Regions from separate parts of the Homo sapiens genome. Here region 2 is linked to region 1. A link is a loop called in an ENCODE intact Hi-C map of the cell type or tissue named here. Cell type or tissue: heart right ventricle. All regions are shown on one strand. Each heading gives the region's core, and the rest is flanking DNA. Links, peaks and the distances in the headings are about the cores only.

The links. Hi-C counts contacts between places; a loop is a spot of excess contacts. Peaks named below come from ENCODE experiments on the same cell type or tissue, not always from the same donor. Only the 100,000 strongest peaks of a DNase experiment are listed, where the experiment ranks them.
Region 2: a loop joins it to region 1, with 4 times the contacts of the local background. A loop is called at or near these places in 3 of 110 quality-filtered maps.

What each region holds. Positions count from the first base shown.
Region 1 is chr3:143,091,976-143,097,354 of GRCh38, reverse strand. All of the region lies in intron 2 of LOC105374138 (a long non-coding RNA gene), which reads right to left. Among named protein-coding and RNA genes, the nearest start is that of CHST2, 25 kb to the left of the region's middle. In heart right ventricle, for the core only: no CTCF peak of the experiment used is centred there; no DNase peak of the experiment used is centred there.
Region 2 is chr3:143,148,490-143,153,868 of GRCh38, reverse strand. No RefSeq gene overlaps it. Among named protein-coding and RNA genes, the nearest start is that of CHST2, 31 kb to the right of the region's middle. In heart right ventricle, for the core only: no CTCF peak of the experiment used is centred there; a DNase peak (open chromatin) is centred at 2,344; H3K27ac peaks cover 1,853 bases.

The DNA of each region.
Region 1 (5,379 bases), core at 204-5,203:
GGGGACACGATTCAGTCCATAGCAGGTATTGTACATGCAGTTACAATAAAAGAGAAAATACATTCTGCTTCTCATGAGGCTTGGCATTTTTACTCACCAAACAAGCAAAACCTAATAAGACTCATATTCAACATGTTTTTTGAGAAATACTAGAGGCATGAAATAGATATTTTTCCCCAAATTAAATCACAAAACACACATATAGTCTGATATAGTCATTTTCCATTTCAAATATTATTACAATCTCCTTATGGAGTACACATTGGTATCACCTATGCCAGAGGGCCATTTGTTATGACAATCAAAATCTTTAAAAGTTTTTTACTACGAATGTTCTGCTTCCACTAATGAAAAACTTGCCTATTTAGATCAACATACCATTGACTATGAAAGTTAACGGATATATAACATGAAGGGCCAAGAAAAGCCAAGAGAACCTCAAAAGAAAAAAAGTAGGAGAACTTAATTTTTAGATATCAAGACTTGGTATAAAGCTCTCATAATTAAGAAAATATGACATTAGTGCAGAAACAAAAAAATTGACCATGGACTAGAATAGACCAGGCAGCTCTATCACAGTCTCATGTATATGTCTCAGGATCCTTGGGGTGTCACTTTGCCAGCAGGAAACCTCTGTGGCCAGTGGCGCCTTTATCTGAGTTTTCCTTGGGCCTACTGGGCTCATTCTACCCACTTGGCCTGGTGGGCTGTGCTCAGCTTGCACTACCAGCCCAGAGCCCACACCTGTCAAGGGCAAGCCAGGCACAGAGCAGCAATGGGTGTGTGAGTGAGCAAGTATGCAGTCTGGCTACTGCACACAGCCTAGCATGCCAGCTGTGGTGGGGTGGGCAGCTCCAGGAACTGGCATGGGTACCGGCTCCCTGCAGGGCTACAGCTGGACCAGGTATACTGCAAGCAGCTTCCACTGTGGGCACCGGGTAACGTGGTGGTGCCCAGAAGCTTGGAGACACCAGGAACCACAGAGCCCCAAAGAGGGTGTCACACCCCTAGCTTGGGGAGCTCCTAGGTCTGGGTTCCCCAAAGGGCTGCAGCACTTCTCTCCTATTTTCTCTTTTTCTCGTTGCCCGCAATATGGCAAGTAGGGGGGTGTGTTTCATCCCTGTTTGTGTTATAGCTCTTTCAGGCCCGCCATTTGGTGGGTCCCAAGCTCTTGTCCCTTGTCCATGAAGAATGAGATACACAGAAAACTGGAGGGTGAGCAAGGCGAAGAGGTGCTTTATTGAGCAACAGTACAGCTCTCAAGAGAATCAAAGTGGGTAGCTCCTATCTGCAGGCAGGACATCCCAATAGCTCTGCAGCCCTCAGAAGAGGGGAGACCCAGAATAGGTAGCTCCTATGCACAGACAGGTAATCCTGTTGTCTGTGCAGCCCTCAGTGGAAAGGAGACCCACAGTGGGTAGCTCTTCTCTACAGGCAGGTTGTCCTGTTATCTGCTGTAGCCTGGCTGAGTCCAGGGTTGTTACAGGCTTCAGAGGTGAGGAAGTATGTGCTGATTGGTCCATGGGTGGCCATGGGCAGGCCCAGAAAAAACACCGTTAAGTTCTCATTCCAGTCCACGGAACTGGCAGCCTGGCCCCCAGACTTCAGGTCATCCCTGGCTTGAAGGTGGGGTTTCACTGGGGACCTGCCCCTTTCCACCCAGGAGCCTTTCTGCTTCTGGCCACCATTCAGAGCACCCAGGCCGTTCATGCTGAGGGGCACCTGCAGGCTCATGCCAGGCTGCCCTTAGCCCCACTTCAGCCTCCCTTCCATGATCGTCAACACCCAAAGTCCAGAAGGGGCCGAGGTAGCAGGAGGCTGGCATGTCAGTGCCACCCCAAGCACCTGAACACCCAGCCAGGTCATGACCGCACCCAGGCTTGGCCACAACTTTGCTCCGAAACTGGAGCAGGTGCCAGGAGCGGGGAGAGGCCAGGCAGTGGGAACAGGTACTTCCAAGCCTGCAGAAGCACCAGGGGTCTTCCCAGGCCCCTGAGAGCACAGGGATGCCTGAGTCTGCAGCCACAGCTGGGTGGCTACAGTTGCACCCAGGAATGCAGAGCTCCTGCCCCACCAACTTGAAAGGGGGCAGGGCTCCCGTTGGCTCTGCTAAGCGTGCAGCCCTGGCTGTGCCTCCACTGCTGCAGCCAGCATCTTTGCAGCAACTGCTCCAAATGGGCTGCTGCTGCCATCATATATGTGGACCCTAAGTTGTGGCAAAGTGGGCACTGCCAAAGGGTAGGACAGAGACAGCCTAAGTAGGACAGAGTTCAAGACCAGCCTGGCCAATATAGTGAGACTCCATCTCTAAAAAAAAAAAAAAACTAGTGGAAAGATAAACCATGAAATGAGAGAAGATGCTGCAATACATGTAAGTAACAATGGACTTCTATCCACATTACACAAAGAATTCCATAGATCAATAAGAAAAAGGCAGGTAACCTAATAGGAAAATATGTAAAAGGTTTGAATAAGCTCTTCACAAAGGAAGAAGATGAAATTGCCAATAGACATGAAGTTTCTCCATCATATTAGTAATCAGGGAGGTACAATTAAAAACAACAAAAAAGAGGACCAGATGCAGTGGCTCACGTCTGTAATCCCAGCACTTTGGGAGGCCAAGGTGAGTGGATCACCTGAGTTCAGGAGTTGAGACCAGCCTGGCCAACATGGTGAAACCCCATCTCTACTAAAACTACAAAAATTAGCTGGGTGTGGTGGCAGATACCTATAATCCCAGCTACTCAGGAGGCTGAGGCAGGAGAATTGCTTGAACCCAGGAGGCAGAGCTTGCAGTGAGCCGAGATCACACCATTGTACTCCAGCCTGAGCAATAAGAGCGAAACTTCATCCCCCAAAAAGTAAAAATAAAAACAAAAACCACAAAGAGCTACTACACACCACCGCCAAAAATGTAAAAAATCTGGCAGTGCCAACTGTTAGTGAGAATAAGAATTCTTATACACTGCTGGTGAAAATCATAAATTGTTGCTACTTTGGAAAAAATGGTTTTGGCATTTCCTAGCAAACGTGAGCATTTTGATACCCTAAAACCCAGCAATTCTGGGTCATTCACTATTCCTTATTTACTGGGCATATTCATTAGAGAATCTGTGGACATGCACACCAGAATGCTTAGGCCAGAACCTTCAAAACTACACTGTTTATAAAACCCAAAGAGCAAAAACAAATACAAATGATTTATAATTATATAGTCAAATGATGGAATATAAAATGGAAAAGAATGAACTAGAGCAGCAATCTCCAACCTTTTTGGCACCAGGGACTGGTTTCATGGAAGACAATTTTTCCACAGATGAGGACAAGGTTGGTTTCAAGATGAAACTGTCCCATCTCAGATCCCTCGAATGCACAGCTCACAATAGGGTTGGCGCTCCTATGAGAATCTAATGCTGCCGCTGACCTGACAGGAGGCAGAGCTCAGGCAGTGCTGCTTGCTCGCCCACTGCTCACCTCCTGCTGTCCAGCCCAGTTCCTAACAGGCCTCAGACCAGTACCAGTTTGCAGCCCAGAGGCTGGGAACCCCTGAACTAGAGTATAAACAAATACATGAATAAATTTTGCTATTACAGTGTTGACTAAAAGGAGCAAAACATAGAGTATTATCTCCCTCTGCCCAGAGAAACCAGCCTCCTCCTCTCCGCTCAGGGAAAAGTACCCTGTAAAGCTTCCCAGTGCCCAGTGACTCTGTCATTCTCTACCCTGCCAAAACACAAATTAATTGCCTGTGCTTCTCAAAGGGTCATAGAATTTCAGAACAAGAAGGAACCATAAGGAAAAGAGACTGAAAGATGTAAAGAGGGTATTTGAAATGACAAAACTACAAAACTAAAAAAAAAAAAAAAAAAAAAAGGTCAATTTCTGCAGGGGAAATACCCAAACACCCCACACCTTGCCCTTTTCATTCCATCTCATTAATTAACTTCTCCTGACTGGAGTTTCGCAAACTCTATTATAAAAGAAAATGTTAATGACCACCCACAGTAAGAAGTTGATTTTATGTCACAACACTGTACATACACACACAAAATTTCACAAAATAATATTTACATATTACGTAAGATGCACTCTGATATTTTCCATTCTACTCTATTTTTAATGCTATTCTTAAGCCCAGAATTATTTTCATGGAGTATTAATGGATTATAACCTATATTTTGAAAAACAGTCTGCTCCACAATGCCTCTTTGGCCAGATGGCAAGGAGCTCTGCCTTCAATCCTGGCTCAGCCACTTAGGAGTTCTGAGGCCTTGGGAAAATTACTTAGCCTGTCGGAGTCTGTGTTCTCATCTATAATATGGGATCATTATGTTTACTAGGTTATCATAAGGGTTTAAGAAATGTATATGTAAGGAATTAGCACAGTGCCTGACACACAACGAGTGGTCAATAACCAGTGGCTTTGCTATCAGTTTATCTATTTTTGAATTATATTCTTCAACTGCATGACTTCTCTAGAATGCTATGGCTCACAGAAAGCTGCTGTGAGGGACAGTGTCCTGTCACCTCCCAGATTCCTGCCTTGGGGACACAAACTCAGAATTCAGCTGATAGATTCCAGTGGAGATTAGGGGATGAGGAAGCGTGGGGAGAAGGGAGGAAGAGAGGCAGTTTTCTATCTTCCAAAGCCTGTGAGCACAGACCATTTCATCCTCCTAAGCACAGATTGAGAGGCTGCCAGAGCTACAAAGAGTCTTTAAGGTAATCAAAACAAAATTCCTAATGTGAGATCTGAAGGGAACATTTACTAGCTTGCATCAGGAAGAATGGCTTAGAACAGTGGCACCCAGTTTGAGAAGGGGCAATTTTGTTTGGAGGTAAGCTTTTAAAAACCACAAACATACACACACTCACACAGGCATGACCATGCATGCACACACACACACACACACACACACTCCTCTGAGTTGGCTGATAAGAGTAATCATATAGTGCAACAGGCCCATTTTACAGATAAGGAACCTAAAGTCCATAGAATGACTAGCTGAAGGTCATAAGATCTGGGCCAGGAACACAGTTCTCTTCTTAGCCAATGCCTTTCTCCCTCTGCAGCTGCCAGCTGCATACTTCCAAAGCATGCCCTAGACACCCACTGTGCCTCATGCCCCTGCATACAGTGGGGTTACATACTCGTTTTGGAAAACTATGGACACTTAACCTTCTCTTCCTATTTTTTTTTACAAGAACCAAAATTGTTCTGTTCATTTGTTTGTTTTTTGTTTTTTATTATTTTTGGTGGGGGTAGGGTCTCACTCTGTCACCCAGGCTGGGGTGTGGTGGTGCAATCATGCTTCACTGTAGCCTCAAACTCCTGGGCTCAAGCGATCCTCCCACCTTAGCCTCCTGAATAGCTGGGAC
Region 2 (5,379 bases), core at 171-5,170, 57 kb before region 1:
GAGTTCTGTTGCAGGAAATCAAAACCACTTTGCCAATTTTAAGCAGAAATGTTAAATGCCTATAAAGTCATTGAAAGGGCTGCAGGACTGAACTCTAGGCCATTCTGTTAGAGGGATTGTAAATTGGTGAAGACTTTTTGGAAAGCTGTTGGATGACATCTATCAAAACTATAAACATGTATTATATTTGATTCAGTAATCGCATTCTAGAAAAAACTCAATTTTTAGAAAAATGTATTCTAGAAAAAAATTGACATATGAACATAAATATACAAGGTGTTCATGGGAATATTTTTTCTACTAATGAAAAATTAGGAACTCTCAAATGGAAGAGATTAAATAAAATATAGTATAAAAATATTATGCAGTCATTAGAAGAATATATTGAACCTTTATGGAAAGTTATCCCAAATTGTTCATTGAAAAAACAAGTCACAAAGCAAAATTCATAGTATTCCCATTTATGTGTTTTAAATGTGTACAGACTATACAAATGCAAAGCAGTGTTCATAGTGCTTGCCCCTTGGAGTAAAGCAAGAGTGATGGGGGCCTGCAGTGGACGAGTCTATCATGTTTTCCCCTGAATATTCCTGCCTTGTTGGAGTCTTTCATGAGAAGCATGCATTCATGTATTACTTGTGTGGTAAAAACATCAGTAACTGGTCACCTCCTTCAAACTCCTCCCTCAAACGCATTAAAGAAAACAAACCTGCACTTAATTCAGATCATGATGGGGCTGAAGGAGTACTGACATTCCTATCACATGAGAAATGAACCAGTGTCCATCTCAGGTAAGATGATGGCTGAAATGGAACAGCAGGCCAGTTTCTCATGATTTTGCTCTAGAGGACTGGGGCAGGAGGGAGGAGGGAATTTAATTTTTCTTTGGTGTGCCAGAAAAGGTAGTAGTCTGTACCAAAGGGGGTATATTGAAAGGATATGCACACTTTTGGAATTGTTTGCAAGACTAAAGATCTAGGCTTTGAAAACAGGCAGAGAATGGGAAGCTGGGCTGCCATGAGCACAGCCAAGTTCCCACGCAGGGTGTTATGAGGTCATCACCAGCAGAGCCAATGCCACACGGCTCTGCCTTCTGCAACTAACCTCCAGCAGACCCTGCATCCTTGCATGACTCCCTGAAAATGCCAAATCTTAATGCAAGCATCTTATTTTCCAAGCAAATAAAGAGTAAAGAATAAGATGTATCTGCCCCTCTCTTTGGTTTTATCAAGGGTCTCTGGGACCTACCTCTCTCTAAAACTCTCCCAACAATGTAACATTTCCATTAAATAAGAAGAGTGCTCAGTGACAAACGGCAACCACACTTGGATAGTTCAACTCCATATTTTGCCTGATTCGTAAACAAGAGCCCCAACCTGCCTTTCCATTTGCTTGGGTTTAGCAAATGGATTTGCTTCTGATTTTTGAGTGCTTCGAGTTAGCTTAGCACTTTGCAAAGTGTGTAAGGGAGGGATGCTCCCCAGAGAAGAGGCCGCCTGACTTCTGAAGAGGGAGTGAGCAGCAGCATTCACGAGCTGAGAAGCAGAGGAGACAACAAATGCCCTCTTCTACTCGCCTCAGCTGAAGCAGGGTGCCCAATTTCAGGTGCCCCCTCGTGTCAGGAAATGAAGTAAATCAATGACTGAGAGGGCTCTAGGCTGGCTGGCTGGAGGACTGGAGTTTCATATGCACTGCCTTCAGCTGGCTGATGGGTTCTATTCCAGAAAGGAGTTATTCAGCCTAGACTGGGGAGACAAAAAAGCAAATTCAATGGAGGTTCATAAAACTTATGAAGCATATGCAGAAAAGTACCTCAGCAACTCACTCCTGGGCCTTGTCCCATAAATAACACAAGGACAAAGCGGTGAGGAAAATGAAACTGGAGACTGGGGGGGAAAGATCTCTTTTTCACAAAAAGGAGTTTAGGTGATGATCTCTCCTGCAGCAGGCAGTGGTTGCCAGAGCACATGGGACGGTGGCAGGGCTTCAGAGAGGTCCATTTCATTTTAACATTTTTACCACTTTTGGTATTTGTAGGTATGCAGTACTGGCACTTCTTGATTTAGGATGTAGTTGTATGTTTATTAGAAGAGGAAGAACTCAGAGGGAGATTATTTCCCAGGTGCAGGAGCAGTTCATGACTACCATATTCACTTCTCCATTTCACCCATGCTCTCTCCATAAGACCATCACCACTTTGGGTGAAGAAATATCCAAATTTCTTTTCTCTGGGAAATCTCTAGCAGATGTGGACACAGCAAAGAGGAGCCTGAATGCTCCGTCACATCTTGGCAGACATAGAGTTCTTGTTTGCTGATGGCTAAAGGATGTGCGTGTGCTGTTTCCATTGCTCTTGCCAAGCTACACCGAGGGATGCGCAGGGGAGCGTCAAACTCCAGGCTGCAACTGCCTAAAACCCTGCCCCTTTTCTTCCTCCCGTAAACTGAGGACTGAAGCCAGAAGGGTTCGGGTGAGAAACAACAATTACCTTGGGATGCATTGATCAAGAACTTTTTTCTGAAGGGCCAGGAACAAGCAAATAGTACTGCAGATGGTCTCTCTCTGGTCATTTTCACAGCTTTAGATCAAATCACTTTTGGCCAAAATGATGGAGCAAGAACTGCTCTGAAATCACAGTTACAGAGAGAGTAGTATTTGATTTGTATGACAAATAGAGCCAGGAAGAAACTGGAGGGTGTGACCAAGAAAAAAAAAAAAGCCAGGACAAGAAATCAGGCCAAGTAAGAGCAGAACTAAGCCCAGCCAGATCTAGAGACACAAGTGGCCCATCTGCTTCCTCACAATAGATTGCTTCAGTTTAAATTTTTTAAGAAACAAAAGATATAGGAGACTAGATGCCATAATTTAAGACAAAGCTGTAGCTAGAAAGGCCAATTCTACAGAGAACTAGACTGTATATTGTTTTCATTATCTGCTCATACATCCTCTGTTTTCACATAAAATCTAGTGCCCATTTCAAAAAGGAGAAATGTATATGCATTCACTAGCCCATTGTTACGGAAGCTATTTGTATCAGTTAGAAATGTATTCTGCTACAAATAACAGAAAACCTGACTTCTAGGGCCTTAAATAGACAAGAATGTATACGTATTGGTCTTATGCAAGCAGCAGTCTGGGGTTCAGCAGTCTTAGCAACAGCTCAGAGACTTAACTGACAGCAGGGCTCCAGCTCTGCTCTTCTTTCTGCACCACAAGCCTTGTATTTTAGGCCTCCATCCTCGTGCTTACTGCTTCATGTTTCCAAAATAGCTGCTGCACCTTCAGTCATCACATGTACATCCAGGCAAGAAGAAAAGAAAGAAATTGAAAGGCGTAACATTTGTATTCAGAATGCAAATAATTTTCCAAAAATCCCTTAGAAGCATTCTACTTACAACTCAGTGATCAGAATGTTGTCGCATGGCTACTCTTAGCTATGAAAGAGTCTGAGAGGTGTACCCTTTTAGCTGGACATACTGCCAACCCTTAACAAAATCACCATTCTATTACTAAAGTGAAAATATATATTGGAGAGACAACTGGCAAGTCCACCACAACAGCTGAGCTGACCATACCACACACAACTACAAGCAGCAGCCAAAACAACGAGCCTGCCATTCAGTGCAAGTGTTGTCATCTACAGGACAGCTGTGTGAAGAACACGGGCACTTTATGTTAATGTATTATACAAATGTATAATGCTCATATGTTTGTATGTGGGTTAGATTTGTCAGTAGTTCAGTTTTTCAAACCTATAAAATGGATCTAAGCAGAGTTGGAATTATTTGGTGCAGAGAACAGGCAAATAACGCTCCTTAAAATGTGGGATGTGCAGCTAATTTAAGTTTTCTCCTCAGCTGCCCATAGCCTACCACTTGTGATTATTTGATCCCATAATTACCCAATTTCCAGTTCCATTCAAAGGAATGGTTATGGAACAACATAATAGCTCTTGGAGTTCCTGGCCACAGGACTGTATCACAGGTCTGAAATGCTATCAAAGTTAGTCTTTCTCTACCTCCAACTGTTGATACAGGCTCTAAGATCACCCAGCATTTATCATACATCAAGTTAAATGTCACTTTCTCAGAAGGCCATCCCTGGCCACCTTCCCTAACACATTCGATGCTTCCTTGTCCTCATTTATTTTCCTTCATGGTGCTTCTATACATGTATTTCTTACGTGTCTAAAAGCTCGATGACAGCAGGTGCTCTGCCAGTACTCTCCTGTGCCCAGAGCAGTGCCTGGCATACAGAAGATGCTAAATGTATGTCAGTTCAATGATTTTTTAAGCAAACATTTGTTGAGTTATTATTAGGCATGATTCAAAATGCTTTGACCATTTTAATTCATTTAAACCTTACAGCAATCATATAAGTCAAATGCTGTCATCCTGTTTTTCAGATGAAAACATTGAGGCTTAAAGAGGTTAAGATTGTACAGTAAATCACAGAGCTGGGGTTCAAATTCAGACAGTGGCTCCAGCGCTGTGATGTTAGCCACTGTGTTATTCTGCATCCATATTGTGGAAGTTTCCACAACACAATGGGTTGGATTGCAGCCGTCTACTCTTCCTGACACATTAACATAGGAACTTATTATAGTTCTCCAGTTCTGCAGTTATGTTTACCTATTAATCTTTTTCTCCTTTCTCTGACCTCACTCTCCTACCACTTGTCCTGACCTCAGATCTCCTTCAAAGCTTCATTAATTGGGCACAAAACAGGCACTGATAAAGATTTTTAAATGCATTAAAGTCCTTAATTTCTTGCAAAAGTTATAGTTTGTTGGAAATAACATACATTTTAAAGCCAACTATGAAAAATGGTTACCTTTTTTGCTCAAGGAATTTCAATAACAACAGATGTAATTTTGCCAGTCCCATTAGTTACCGTTTATTGGGTACCTACTTCATGCCAGCAGTGTGCTGAATGCTTTCCATGCATTATTTTTAATCCTTTACCCTGTAAGGAAGGTAACATTTTTCCCATTTTTGAAAGAGAAAAAAGCATCAAGAATTTCAGTGAACTGTCTAAGGTTGTACCACAAGGAGTAAGTGGGAGTCAGTGTTCCCATTCACCAAGTTTCACCATATCGTAGATAGATTAAGTACCTATCCAGTACTCAGGTCCTCATAAAGAAAAGAAAACTTAAGAGGCAATAAACATTCAACCATGGACTTAAAGAAAATAAAGATCCTCAGCCTCCTGAGTAGCTGGGATTACAGGCGCCCGCCACCACACCTGGCTAATTTTTGTATTTTCAGTAGAGACAGGGTTTTGCCATGTTGGCCAGGCTGGTCTCGAATTCCTGACCTCAAAGTGATCCACCTACCTCAGCCTCCCAAAGTGCTGGGATTACAGGCATGAGTCACTGTG